2 separate regions of the Homo sapiens genome follow, and region 1 is linked to region 2. Evidence: chromatin loops called from intact Hi-C (ENCODE). Cell type or tissue: GM12878. All regions are shown on one strand. Links, peaks and the distances in the headings refer to the core of each region. The heading gives the core; the rest is flanking DNA.

Region 1 (6,733 bases), core at 1,700-4,199, 300 kb after region 2:
GGCCCCCACCTCCTCAGGCCCCCATCTCCTCGGGCCCCCATTTCCTCAGACCCCCACCTCCTCAGGCCCCCATCCCCTTGAGCCCCCACCTCCTCAGGCCCCCATCTCCTCGGTCCCCCATTTCCTCAGGCCCCCACCTCCTCAGGCCCCCCATCCCCTTGGGCCCCTCTTCCTCAGGCCCCCATCTCCTCAGGCCCCCATTTCCTCAGGTCCCCATCTCCATCCTCCTTAATGTCTGCACTGCCTGGCTGGGAGCTGCAGCGGGAGCCTGGCCTCTCCTCCTCCTCCTCCTCCCAAAGCTTCCTTCCCCCTTTCCACCACACAGACTAAGGCAGGAGGCTGGGCAAGGGGAAGGGGGATACTGAGTGAGGAAAACAGAGAGGGCGGTGGAGGTGGCCACACAGTCAGCATCGGAAGCAGAGCTGGCATGTCCCTTCTGAGTCCAGCCCGGCTTGAGTCAGCGGGGAGGGGCAGGGAGGAGGGGGCCTTCCTGGGAGAAGGCAGGGGCCGCACCAAGTGCCCCTGAGGTGCCCATGCCGGAGAGAAGTTGGCTTCCTGGAGCCCCACTCTGTGCTACTGTGAAGGGCGGTTCCATCCGCCTAGGTTTTGTTAGTTCTGTGAGCCATACAGGATTAGCGTGCCCTGCAGTGCTGCAGAGACATCGGGCGTGCTCCCCTCCTGTGTCCTCAGCTTCTCCCCTGGGGGGGTGCTCACCAGCCCAGGGCCCCACCCCAACCCTAGAGGTCCCTGGGATTCCCTGAGTTCTCACCAGCCTTGGAGGCCCCGAGTCACCCCACGCAGTGCACGCACATCTGTGACACACTCCTCCCACACAGTCTCCCTCAGCCCCTCTTGACCCTCCTCCTCCTCAGACACACGCCTTTCCGGGGCCTGTACTTGTCAATCCCCAGACATCCCTGGCTGCTTCCTACATGCCCAGGCTCTGCGCTTGCTGGCCCAGGAACTGCCCTCCGTGCCTCTTCTGACTCTGTCACAACGGGGGTTTCTGCATCTGTGCTGTCTTCCCTTCTACTGTGGCTGAGGACCGCAGGTGCCACCCGAGCCCGAGCTCCTTGAGCATCCCTTGTGCCTAGAACATGCCAGGCACGCAGCACAGATGGGTGTCATTGGTCTGGGACATTGCCACGGAAGTCTCCAGCCCTCATGCACCAGAAAGAGAAGAGTGACAAGGATCATACTGAGGAGGTCAGGAACTCTAGCTGAGAATTGGTCTAAAGCAATGGAAATGGGAAATTCTGTAAATCCAAGCTCTGCTCCTTGGAATCATTTAGAAACTGGCCAAGGGCTAAGACATCCCTCTTGCTGCGTAGACTGTGATCATATTCAGGAGGAAAAGCACAACTCTCTGAGGGGACAAATTCTATTTGCCTAAACAGAGGTGAGGCTGCTGACACTCTAGAAAGTGTGAAGTGTGCTTTTGTGACCGAAGCTGGCCTCTGCATCCCCTAACTCAGCACCTCACAAAGTTTATAACCCTCACGCAGTGCCCCCGAGCTGCAGGTGACGGCAGGCCTCCAGGTTCAGCGGTGAAATAGCGGAGCAGTAAGATCTTACAGCATTACTTCCCCAAGTCAGCCGGAAGTTTTGCCAGCCCCGTGCTCCTCCCTGAAACCTCAAAAAGCCTGCTTCCAAGCCGCCTGCTTGTTCTTCCCAAGGTGGAGGCAAGACCAGCGCCCTCTGGCCAGGTGCGTTCAGGAAGGGGCAGAGATTACACAGGAATTCAGATGAGTTCCAGGGACGGCAGCTGCCAGGGTCCCGTCAAACGCACAGTCACAGGAGGGCTTCCCCTGAGTTGGCCCTGAGTCAGCCAGCTGGGCTGTGGTCTGCTCTGCAGCAGGAGGCAGCTGAGCAGAGCCTGTAACCCCTCAGGGGAGGCAAAGCTGCACCGCAGGGCGTGGAGGAGGTGCAGGCCGGCCAGCCCAAGGCAGATAACAGATGGCGACAGGGGCTTGAGGCTTGGCTTCTCTGCTGGCCTAGGTGTCTGGAACGGCTGGGCCGCCACTGGAGCCGTGGAAAGAGGGGTCTAAGTGTCTGAGCTTGGAATCAAGGTATTCCCAAATTTTCTGCTCGAAGCCCCACAAGTTTCCATTTTCCACCACAGCCAGTTGGATCAAACTTTGCACCATTCGCATCCTAGTGAAGTCCAATAGTCAGCCGATTTGGGGATTCTATGCAAAGCCAAACAGTGGCACAGACTCTAGGAAATCTACAGAATGAGCAGAACATGTCTTCATGACGATTCAAGGTCAGGCCCTGTGGACCAAGGACAGCATGGAGCACAGAGGCCAGACTCCGTGGAGCACAGAAGCCAGACGCTGTGGAACACAGAGGCCAGACTCCATGGAGCACAGAGGCCAGACTCCGTGGAGCACAGAAGCCAGACTCCTTGGAGAAAGGGGCCCCAGAAGACAAAGGGGCCAGCACAGGCCAGCCAAGGAGTACCTGAGACCTCAAAGGCGACACCAGGTCCATTTGTACCTGGGTATTCAATGTCTCATGTGCATTTGTTAGAAATTAGATAAAATCAATGCTTATTATTTTAAATAAAGACATCGTTTCTAACTATTTTAGTCATTAATAACCTGTGATCTTCCAGATGGGCCGGCCTAGCCAATGGGCGGTATAGCCACAACCCAGGTCCTCTGTGAGTATGATGAAGACATCACACAGAGTGAACAGCCTCTGAAACGTAGGGCTGTGAAGCGCGTCCACAGTCACCGCAGAGCAAGACCAGAGTACACATCCTTTACCAACCTCAGCTTCACATTCAACAGCGAGCGGACACACTGAAGTCTAGAGAGGCAATTTAGAATGAATGGAAAGAGAAACCTTAAGAGACAGAAAGGCAGAGAGAGATTTTTCAAAATCTTATTTTATAATTAGTAAAAATATAGGAATACAGTCACTTCAAAAGCTGACATTAGCTAAGAACATTAATGGGTTATTAAATATTTAATTTAATTCAGAGATGATAGACCCATAATGATGATTAAGGTTATTATAGAAAAGGATGATTCTTGGTGTTAGAGATCATTTACTCAAACCCTTGTATTTTAAAAGAAAGAAAGACTGAGACTAACAGAGTTAATTGATTTCTCCCAAGGAAAAGCACGGATCACAACCTGGTTCTCCCACCTGCGGTCCCCACACCATTTTATGTGGTTGTTAGCCTCTCCCCCTGACTCTCCCCATAGTTTTGTGCTTGTTGTTGCTGGTTTCTTGGTAAAATCTGCATCAAGTAGATGGATACTCTTGGGGTAATGGTGGCCCACTCCCTAACCACTGTGTTAAGCCTTGTATACTCTGCTGAGTAGGTAAATATTTTTGTCCCCTAACTCTGCACCTGGATTTATTTGCTGTGAAACGCAGGGCCCATTCCTACCGACTATAAGCAATTTATTCTGTGGGTTTAGTCACTGCAGAGGGCAGAAACAAGATACCACTCCCTTTATGGGGCATTAAAAACAAACTCCTCTTTGCTGGTGACCCTGTTTCTGTAGGAAGTGTGTGGTTTACCTAGAGCAAAGGGGCTGGCTGTCCTGCCAGACTTAAGCCAGATGTAGGGCTCCATCTATCTTGTTCATGGTTTCACCCCAGTCCCCAGCTGGTATAACCGGAGCACCCAGTAAAGAAGAATCTACGCAAGGGAAGAACAGTCCCCCTCAGGCTGAACAAGGAGACGCCACCTCTGCTTATACAGCAGCACTCAACTGACTTTCTCTGTCCATTCTTCACTAAACTCCTTAAAAATAAAATTTTAGTTATAACTTCAGAAAATTAACCTCTGTAAAGAATCAATAATATACTTTAAAACATGTGTAATGCTGTTGGAATTTTTTTCTTGTCTTATGAACACAAAATGTCCTATATTTATATAAAAATCACTGTGTTGACCTTTCTACATGTTCTTCCACAGCTATCTATTAATACTATGACATCATATTGCAAAAACAAACACACACAGCAACTCGGATGTGTTTGATAATAAAATCACACAGCAGTTTAAAAATTCATCCACAGGGACATAAAGTTAACTGTTGTTATTATGAAAGTTTGTCACCTCCCTACAAACACATCTTGACTGTTATTTAGATTGTGTTAATGTGTGGTGTTATTATAATAAAGCCCTTATTACCACACTTATTGTGGTTGTTAAACAGTCATTAGCAACCATGAAACTGGGAAAATACACTGAGCTGCGTTGCCCATGAGCTATCACGGTTAATAATGAAGAAAACAGATCAAGAGCTCTGGGATCCTCTACAAGAAGATGCCCACTTTCCCGAAATTTCAAGAGAGACGACTGTCAGAAACGTACTAACCCAACACAAGCATGATGAGGAACCCAAATTCTGGAAAGTGCCTTTGGCCATGCTTGAACTTGATCTGTAATGCTCTCCTGTGCCGTCCGTCTTCCCGTGAGAATCCAGCCCCGAGCCCCAGCCACACAAGACCTCAGTCTCCCTGAGGCCCGAGGTGCATGCAGTGATGACTGCCTAGGACCGCCTCAGTGCCTGGAACGGTTTCTCAGGCACAATTCTCACCTATTTTTGCATTTCCCACATCATGTATGTTGGAAGAATCTTGAATACACAAAAGCTACCAGTTTTAAAAACAACTGACAGTGTTTTAAAACTTAGGCTCTATTATTATTCAGGTGTGGCAGGGCAACAGGTCAGGAGACAACTGTCAGCGAAAAGAGAGTTTGTTACTCACAGATCCCAAGAGAGGGGGCCAAGCCCTGGGGACCACTCAGGGATGCACTGAGCCTGTCTGGAGGCAGAGGGGTGCAGGAACGTGTGGGCAGGGGCCTTTCACGTGGCTTCCAGGGAAGGAACAGGTGAGCCAGGGTGAGCCTGCATGGGACTGGTTGGTAAGGGCAGTTCCCGTGGGCCCTGCTGCACAGGGGGTTGCCCTCGCTGGCTGGTACTGGGCCCTGGGAGGATTAGGGCAGGAGGATGTGGCCCAGAGCGTGAGAGTCCATAAAGGAGGTGGTGGGGGTGGGCTCTGGTTTGCATTTGAAAAGTGCACTCCTGGGTGAGTTGCCTGCTGTGTCTGGGAATTAGAAACCCTGGGGGAGCAGCCTCTCCAGGGCCAGCAAGCCTCCCCCTGCTCCCCACCAATGTCAAAGCATCAGATGCGGAAAATGACAAGGCCTGGTTAGTGTAGACAGGTAGAGGTCCCTTTCCCAGTCCTCAGGCTGGTGTGCTGCACCCTCCCAATGCCATGTTTGACCATTGTGGTCTCAGGGAAGGGCTCTGAGATGGGTGCCCAGGGCGGCGGGTTCAGGCCCTGCCCTGTCGCTCACTCGTCACAGGGTGAACTTGGGTCAGGAATCTCAACTCTCGGCCTCAGCCTCCTCATGTGTGCAATGAAGGGGTTGGGCTCTGTGATTTCAATGACCCCTTCCAGCTTCCAGATTCCACGAGCCCCTCCTCGTAACCTGGAACACAGAAAATCTATAATCCTGTGCTTGTCAAGGAGCCCAGACCCAGGGCCACTGAATTCCAACAAATGTATGATTCCTCAGCCAAAGCCGTGAAGGGTGGCTTGGAGGTTTGCATCCACGCATACTTCTAGGTGGCCTCAGATGGCCCCTGGGGTAAAGGCAGATCTTCCAAGGGCAGCTTGCTGGTCTCTGCAGTGTGGATTCCCAGTAGGAGTGCTTTCTCTGCTTTCCGTTTTAGCCTTACCGCCCCAGCCTACAACCCCGGGCATGGCAAAAACCTTATGAAGAGATGCATTGGGCCTCCTAGATGCATTCTGTTCAGGGTGTTCACTCCTTTATACGGTGAACTCTCCAGGAGAACCAGCAGGAGATGTTTCTTACAGGGCTCGGAACAGAAAGAGATGTGTTTACCTACACAACTGGGGTTTATTTATTTATTTATTTATTTTGCTTGTTTTGTTTTTATGTTTCCAGTCTGCCCTGCTGCGCTCCACTCCTTGAGAATCCAGCAATCTCAGAATCACACCCAGGCCCACCTTCCGCAGGGCTGGGGGTCCTTTCGACACGCACCATGGCTGCTGCGCTCCGGCCCAGCTTCCTACCTCCTCCTTTCCTTCACCTAAACAAACGCACTTATGGATTAGCTTAGCCTTGTATGGAATATAGGTAAGTTTACTGACATCTTTCGGACGTAAGACGGGGTGTCGGTAAGGAAATACCCCCACTGATGTGACTTTATTTAAATCAGAGCAAACAACTGCATGAGAAGCTGATGTCAAGATGTAACGGACTCAGGGCTGAGCTGGGTAAGGAGCTGGAATTCACACTTAGAGACCTGTCTGTGCTTGTCACGTGTGGATAAGCCACTTGTTTTCTTTATGCTCAGTTTTCTTAATTCCAAAAGTTGAAGTAAACAACTTTCATTCACATTATATAATTATTTAAAATAATATTATTTCAGGAGTAATTTCAAAATAAAATATAAATATTCCTTAAAATTATATTCTGTGGCCGAGGCGGGTGGATCATGAGGTCAGGAGATGGAGACCATCCTGGCTAACACGGTGAAACCCTGTCTCTACTAAAAATACAAAAAATTAGCCAGGCGTGGTGGCAGGAGCCTGTAGTCCCAGCTACTCGGGAGGGTGAGGCAGGAGAATGGCGTGAACCCAGGAGGCAGAGCTTGCAGTGAGCCGAGATCGCACCACTGCACTCCAGCCTGGGCAACAGAGCGAGACTCCGTCTCAAAAAAAAACCAAAAAC
Region 2 (6,733 bases), core at 1,970-4,469:
AATTTACAAGGAACTCGAACAACTCAACAACAACAACAAAACAAATAACCCCATTAAAAATTGACCAGAGGACATAAGTAGACATTTTTCAAAAGAAGACATACAGATGGCCAAACAGCATATAAAAAATGCTCAAGATCGCTAATCATCAGATAAATACAAATGAAAACCACAATGAGATATCACCTTACATCAGTCAGAATGGCTATTACTAAAAAGTCAAAAAAATAACAGATGTTGGTGAGGATGTGGAGAAAGGTGGTGGGAATGTAAATTAGTACAACCTCCATGAAAAACAGTACGGAAATTTCTCAAAGAACTAAATGGAACTATATTCGATGCAGCAATCCCACTGCTGGGCATTGCCCAAAGGAAAAGAAATCGTTGTCTCAAAAAGATACCCGCACTTGGAAGCTTACTGCAGCACTATTCACAATTGCAAAGTCATGGAATCAACCTAAGTGTCCATCAACAGGTGATTGGGTAAACAAAATGTGGTACATATACGCAATGGAATACTATTTAGTCATAAAAAAGAATGAAATCATGTCTTTTGCAGCAACATGGATGGAAAAGAAGGCCATTATTTTAAGTGAAACAACTCACACGTGGAAAGTCAAACATCGCATGTTCTCACTCATAAGTGGGTGCTAAATTGCTAAATAATGTCTGCATGTGGATGTCGAGTGTGGTGGGATAGAGAATGGAGACGTGGAAGGGTGGGAGAAGGTGAGGGATGAGAAATTACTTAATGGGTAAAATGAACACTCCTCAGGTGATGGTTACACTAAAAGACCAGCCCTCACCACTATGTACTCTACCCATGAACAAAACTACATCTGTACCTCTGAAATTTACAGAAATAAAAAATAAAACAGGCTGGGCGCGGTGGATCACACCTGTAATCTCAGCACTTTGGGAGGCTGAGGTGGGCAGATCACGAGGTCAGGAGTTCACGACCAGCCTAACCAACATGGTGAAGCCCTGTCTCTATTAAAAATACAAAAATTAGCCAGGCGGGGTGGCGCACGCCTGTAATCCCAGCTACTCAGGAGGCTGAGGCAGGAGAATCGCTTGAACCTGGGAGGTGGAGGTTGCAGTGAGCCAAGATCGCACCACTGCACTCTAGCCTGGGTGACAGAGCGAGACTCTGTCTCAAACAAAACAAAACAAAAAAACAAGCAAACGAAAAAATCCCAAAGTACTTAGACATAAATGTAGAAAAAGTCTGTTTCAGTGATATGTGTTACAGAAAAGAAAAAGGAGACACTAAATACTCCTCACTAAGACAATCATGGTCATGGTCAACAGTGGCCCATCTGTATCAGGATGCTTTGTAATGATTGCAGTGTGAGTCCTGCCAGCGAGACCAGGGCCATCAGAAGGAGCCACAGTTGCATGGACTGACAGAGACGTGGCTTCCTAATCGTTTGTCAAATCAAAAAAGCAAAAAGCTGTTGAACAATATGAAGAACCCAGACATTACTTAAAAAATTAAATATATTTTAATATATTTAAAAACAGAATAGGATAATAGATTAATATATTAAAATAGAATATATATTACACTAAAATAGAATACTATAATACATTATATAATATGTAAATTTATAATATATGAAAATATAATACGTAATTTTTCCTGAAAACACACATATGTACAAATTTAAACATTCTTATTTATATATCTTTTAAGACTCCCTGTATGTATAGTTGTGTGCATATTTGTATATTCGAGAATTCTCTACCCGCAGGCCTTTGTCTCTCAGCACTTCTTCCCCCCCTCGTCTGTTTAGGTGCTGTACTTTGAAAGGAAGAAAGTGCACCTAGTTCTCAGTTTTATCTCCACACGGTGCGGCAGGTGTGTGGGGGTGGGAGGCAGCTGCAGAGAACACGTGTTTTGTTTCTTAGCATCATATTTTGGGGACAACGGTTATGAGGGCAGCCGCTCCGAAGCCCAGGAGCCGGGCCCCACGCCGCGTGGGCCTCTGGTGCAAGCGGGGGCCAGGCCGTGGGCAGATGGACGACGCAGCGTCCCACTGGTGCTCTTCCTGGGGTAGGAAGCGTCATGGACCCGGGCTCATCTTCAGTGTCCTGAACCAAGAGGCAGCTAGAGCCAGGTGTCGGCCCTCAAAGGGGCCAAAAAAGGGGCCTTCACAGTCACCCCAGGTAGATGCCCACGCGACCCCTGGACTAATGTGACCAGAGTCGGCTGTGTTTGGAAATAAACTTCCAACGCTCCAGACTAGCGAAGCGTCGTTAAAAAACCGAAGGTACCCTGAGTGGTTTTTAGAAACTGAAATTCTGCAGCGCGACCCGGCAGAGAAGCTCGGGGCTTTCTGAGCGGCTCTGCTTCGCGGCACACGGAGCCGCTCGAGGAGGAGGCGCTCCTGCTACACCCGGTTTGCTCTCTGCACAAAGTCTGGCTTTGAGGTCTGCCTCCTCCCAAAGATCCCCTGAGCTACCACGGGCCGCAGATTCTCCCCCGGAAAAATGAAACACACATGGCTACATCATGGTTTAAGAAATCTTCAAACCTGGAGGCACTTTGATGTCTTCCCTTAGGGATTTAGACTCAGAGCTTGAGCTTATTCTGGGGAATCCGCAGAGCCACACGAGTGTGAAGTGCTGAGCAAGGATTGGGAGTCCAATTTACAGCCTGTGGAGGAGTGTGTGCGGGGGTGGGGGCACAGGCCATGTTAACTTGACAGACACAGTTTCATTGGTGAATGGAAAATCTGTAATTCCAATAAGCAATGTCTTCTAACCAACCAAGAGGCACGGAAGACACAGCCACAACCTTCCGTGGCCAGAGAACCCATGCCTCTCCTCACACAGACCAAGGAGAGCCTGCGGAAAGGGTAAAAGTAACAGCAATTTACCGAAGGCCAAGTGGATCTTCACCAAAAGTTAAGAGGCTGACATTTGGTCGGTGTGGCTAGCTAGTAAGGAAATGACAGGTGGCCTAAATAGAATTTAAAGCACTTTATAATCACCTGAGGGATGCCGATTTTCAGCACAGTATTTAAGAAGAGCAAAATTGTGAGTCAGATAAAAGGAGATGTAGAACTACAGTAATTACAAACAACCTCTCATGGTCCTGTGGGTATTTCCTGATTTGTGGAGTCTGCCTGATCGGTTTAAAATCTTAGATTGGCATCTCGGGCTAAGCAGCATGCTCTAGGGGGCAGCCAAGGTGTGATCAGGGAATAGAAACCAGCTTGAGCGCTGGCTGAAGTTTCAGAAAAGACTGAAAGCCTAACTGTAAGAAATTCCCACTGTGAGTCCAGGATCTAACATAGAGGATTTGTAGCTTATCCATTGCTTCAGAGTCACATTTCTACAGCTGCTCATTCACCCAGCCATGTGCTCAGCTCACATGCTTAGAAAATCCTACTCTCCTGTACAAATCAGAATGAGTTTAATGTGTCTTTAGCACTTCAATTACTACCTACCTCAAAGGCAAACAGTGGTGTGATAAATTAACTGAAACTGATTGGAGAACTGGAAACACTAAGGAATAAAAAAGGCAATTCTGAATAGCACTGGAGTGCATTGTGTCTAATTATGTTTTCCTTAGGCTATTATTAAAATACAATGGAATTCTCTAGAAGCTCAAAAAAAGCTTCCGGTTCCACTGGCCAACTAGGTTGGGGTTTAAATTCTTCACAGATAAGATAAAAGGCATGTCCATATGAATATTAGAGTTGACTGTATTAACATTTTCTTACCAAGCAGCACAAACATAGACTTTCTTTCCACATTTTAAACACACAGCCCCACATGTTGGCACCTCACGAGGATGTGTGCACGTTCTGTTAGGGACCTTATGGTCCTTGTGGACTTAGGGACAACGATCTCGTGGTCAGACCTAATTGCCTCTGAGCTCCTTTTACATTCAGGCCAACAATAGGTGGAGAAATATCATGACTTGCTTGGGTGACCTGTGGGCAGGGGCAGGAGGGAATCCCCAAATCCTGCCCCATCTTTTCAAACTCAGAAACTGAAAAGTAATCCTGTTCTGTGAATTGGGTTAAGTTTGTCAATGGGAAGGACCAACCCCAACACACAAATACTTTCTAAGGAAGCTGAGAATGGGGTGAGGTGAAAATCCCACAGTCACTTACCGGAGAGAGCAGACCCAGAAGTGTTCTCCAAGGCAGCCTCATTACATCATGAATCAGTGATGAACCAAAGCTATAATGATAGTTTTAATTCTACCTGGGGACTGCAGGATGACCCAAAAGAAGTAACTGAGCAGCCGGTGGCATGACTCCCTGGTTTACAGTGCCCGGAATCAGCTTTCTTCCTGTTCTTGGTACCAATGTGGCCTGGGTCAGGAGCTGGCCTAGGCCCATCAAAAGTCCCGCTAAAAGCCCCGCAACCCTCCCTATCTGCACACGCTCACACCCTCCTCAATGTGTTCATCTGGGTATATGGGAAACAGGGATTTCACCAACAGCTGAATCTGGAGGAACAAAGTGGATTCTCTAACTTCATCTACCTGACATTTTGTGGTTGACCATATATTTGTTTCCCGATTATCTTTTAAAAAATAAGAAAATTTCAGATTCAAAAGCAGCGAGAAAAAATACAGTGAATCCCCGTAGATCCAAGATGCAGCCTGGCCAACCACCAGCTCCCTGGACTTGTCCCACTTATGTCTACAGAAGGAGCTTGTGGATGGTTTTGTACATAACCAGCATACTGTTAGTGTTGTGGACTGAATTATGTCCTTCCCAAATTCAAATGTTAAGGCCCTACCCCCAAGTGTAACTGTATTTGGAGACAGGGCCTTGATATGGTTCAGCTTTGTGTCCCCACCCAAATCTCAGGCTCTGTGTCCCTACCCAAATCTCATCTTGGAGCCCTCATAATTCCCATGTGTTGTAGGAGGGACCTGGTGGGAGATGACTGAATTATGGGGGTGGGTCTTTCCTGTGCTGTTCTCATGATGGTCAATGAGTCTCATGAGATCTGAGAGTTTTAAAAAGGGGAGTTTCCCTGCACAAGCTCTCTCTTTGTTGCCATCCACGTAAGATGGGGCTTGCTTCTACTTGCCTTCTGCCACGATTGTGAGGCTTCCTCAGCCATGTGGAACTGTAAATTCACTAAACTTCTTTCTTTTGAAAAATTGCCCAGTCTCAGGTATGTCTTTATCAGCAGTGTGAAAACAGACTAATACAGGCCTTTAAGAGAATAACTGAAGTTAAGTGAGGATAAAAGTGTGGGGCCCTAATCCAAGAGGACTAGTGTCCTTATAAGAAGACAGAGAGACACCAGAGCTCCATCTTGCTGTCTTTGCACACACAGAAGAAAGGCCACGTGGGGACACAGCAAGAACACAGCTGTCTGCAAGTCAAGGCGAGAGCTCTCACCAGGAACCAACCCTGTCAGTACCTTGAACTTGGACTTCCAGCCTCCAGACTGTGAGAAAATAAATGACTGTTGTTTAAACCACACAGTCTGTAGTATTTTGTTATGATAGCCCTATCAGACCAGGATAATTACCATATATAAAAAAGCAGACTTTAATTCATTAATATCCCAAAAAGATAACTTTTAAAGGGAGCTGACCAGTTCTGATGAAATTTGCTAGACCCCAAGAGTAATTTCAGACACACCAGGAGACCAAATCTATGCATCCAATTGCTGTGCTATTTAGTAGCCGATACTACTTTTCAAATGGGTTTCTGTTTTTTGCATGAATAATATCTATAGCTCATAAATCTATAGACATAACTGACAGCCTTCCCTCTCCGTAAATGCACTTTAATTGAAAGAGGGATTTTAATTGCCTCCAGTTTCTTTTCTTGCTCTTGCTGTGTGTCTCTCTGACACAGGAAGTAACTGGACCGGTGTCTTGGAATAAGGATACCTTCATCATTTCCAAGGTGGAGGTTATATAGGGAACAACAGAGAACTGGGGCTATCACTTAAACCTTTATCACTGAGCAGAGAAAACAACAACAAAAAACCCAAACAGAATGGACAGTTATTTTCCATGAAAAGAATTCTGAGGCATGGGAATTTCTTGTTCCTAGATATCTGTCTCTAAGGGGTCAGGTGGGAGAAGCCACCGATAGAGGGAACCACTGTGGCACACACCTGTGGGCGTCCGCGCTGTGAACTCGGGGTCAAAGTGGAAGGTGTCCTCAGGCCTGCCCACTGCTGGTTTGAACGGTGGCTTGATCTCCTTCCGGTACAGCGTCTATTAATACAAGGAAAGCAAGACAGGGCACTGAGGATGCACAGACATTGCCACAGAACACTGGGGACAGAGAAACCTGCTGTGGGGAGGGAAGGATGTTCTTATCACAGACTGCATTGGCCTTGTGGATTACAAGGGATTTCTAAATACTCTGAAATATAGATGGCATAAAATATATTATGTGTAGTATGATAGATACTATGGCATATATAATAACGATGTATTATAGAAAGGTATAGAAAAGGCATAGTTTGAGGTATGAGGGTTTGGGGACATGCCAAGTGTTCTTCATTTTAGGGCAATAGTTTTCTAGCTTCTTCTTGGTAGTAGAATCTTCTTTTCCAAGTAAAATCATACAGGACAGCCACCACTTGCCCCCACTGGGGACAGCAGTGAAGAGGCCGTGTGGCTCTCTCCTCCCTGCCCTGGGACTTTGGGGCCAGCACCACGGAACTTCAGCTCTGCGGGGCACTGCAAAAACCGCCGACCCAGAGCCACCCCAGGGTGCTCTCTTGCCAGTGT

Evidence for each region. A loop is a pair of places that touch in the nucleus more often than their neighbours do. Peaks named below come from ENCODE experiments on the same cell type or tissue, not always from the same donor. Only the 100,000 strongest peaks of a DNase experiment are listed, where the experiment ranks them.
Region 1: it touches region 2 in a loop (2.9-fold over the local background); 2 of 110 quality-filtered maps call a loop at or near these places.

Annotation. Positions count from the first base shown.
Region 1 is chr6:166,749,574-166,756,306 of GRCh38, forward strand. It overlaps a transcript of RPS6KA2 not described here. Among named protein-coding and RNA genes, the nearest start is that of RPS6KA2, 130 kb to the left of the region's middle. In GM12878, for the core only: no CTCF peak of the experiment used is centred there; a DNase peak (open chromatin) is centred at 2,718.
Region 2 is chr6:166,453,341-166,460,073 of GRCh38, forward strand. RPS6KA2 (ribosomal protein S6 kinase A2) reads right to left here. Exons shown (of 21, transcript NM_021135.6): 12 at 6,109-6,211. Among named protein-coding and RNA genes, the nearest start is that of RPS6KA2-IT1, 8.7 kb to the right of the region's middle. In GM12878, for the core only: a CTCF peak has its summit at 3,192 (motif pointing right); a DNase peak (open chromatin) is centred at 3,221.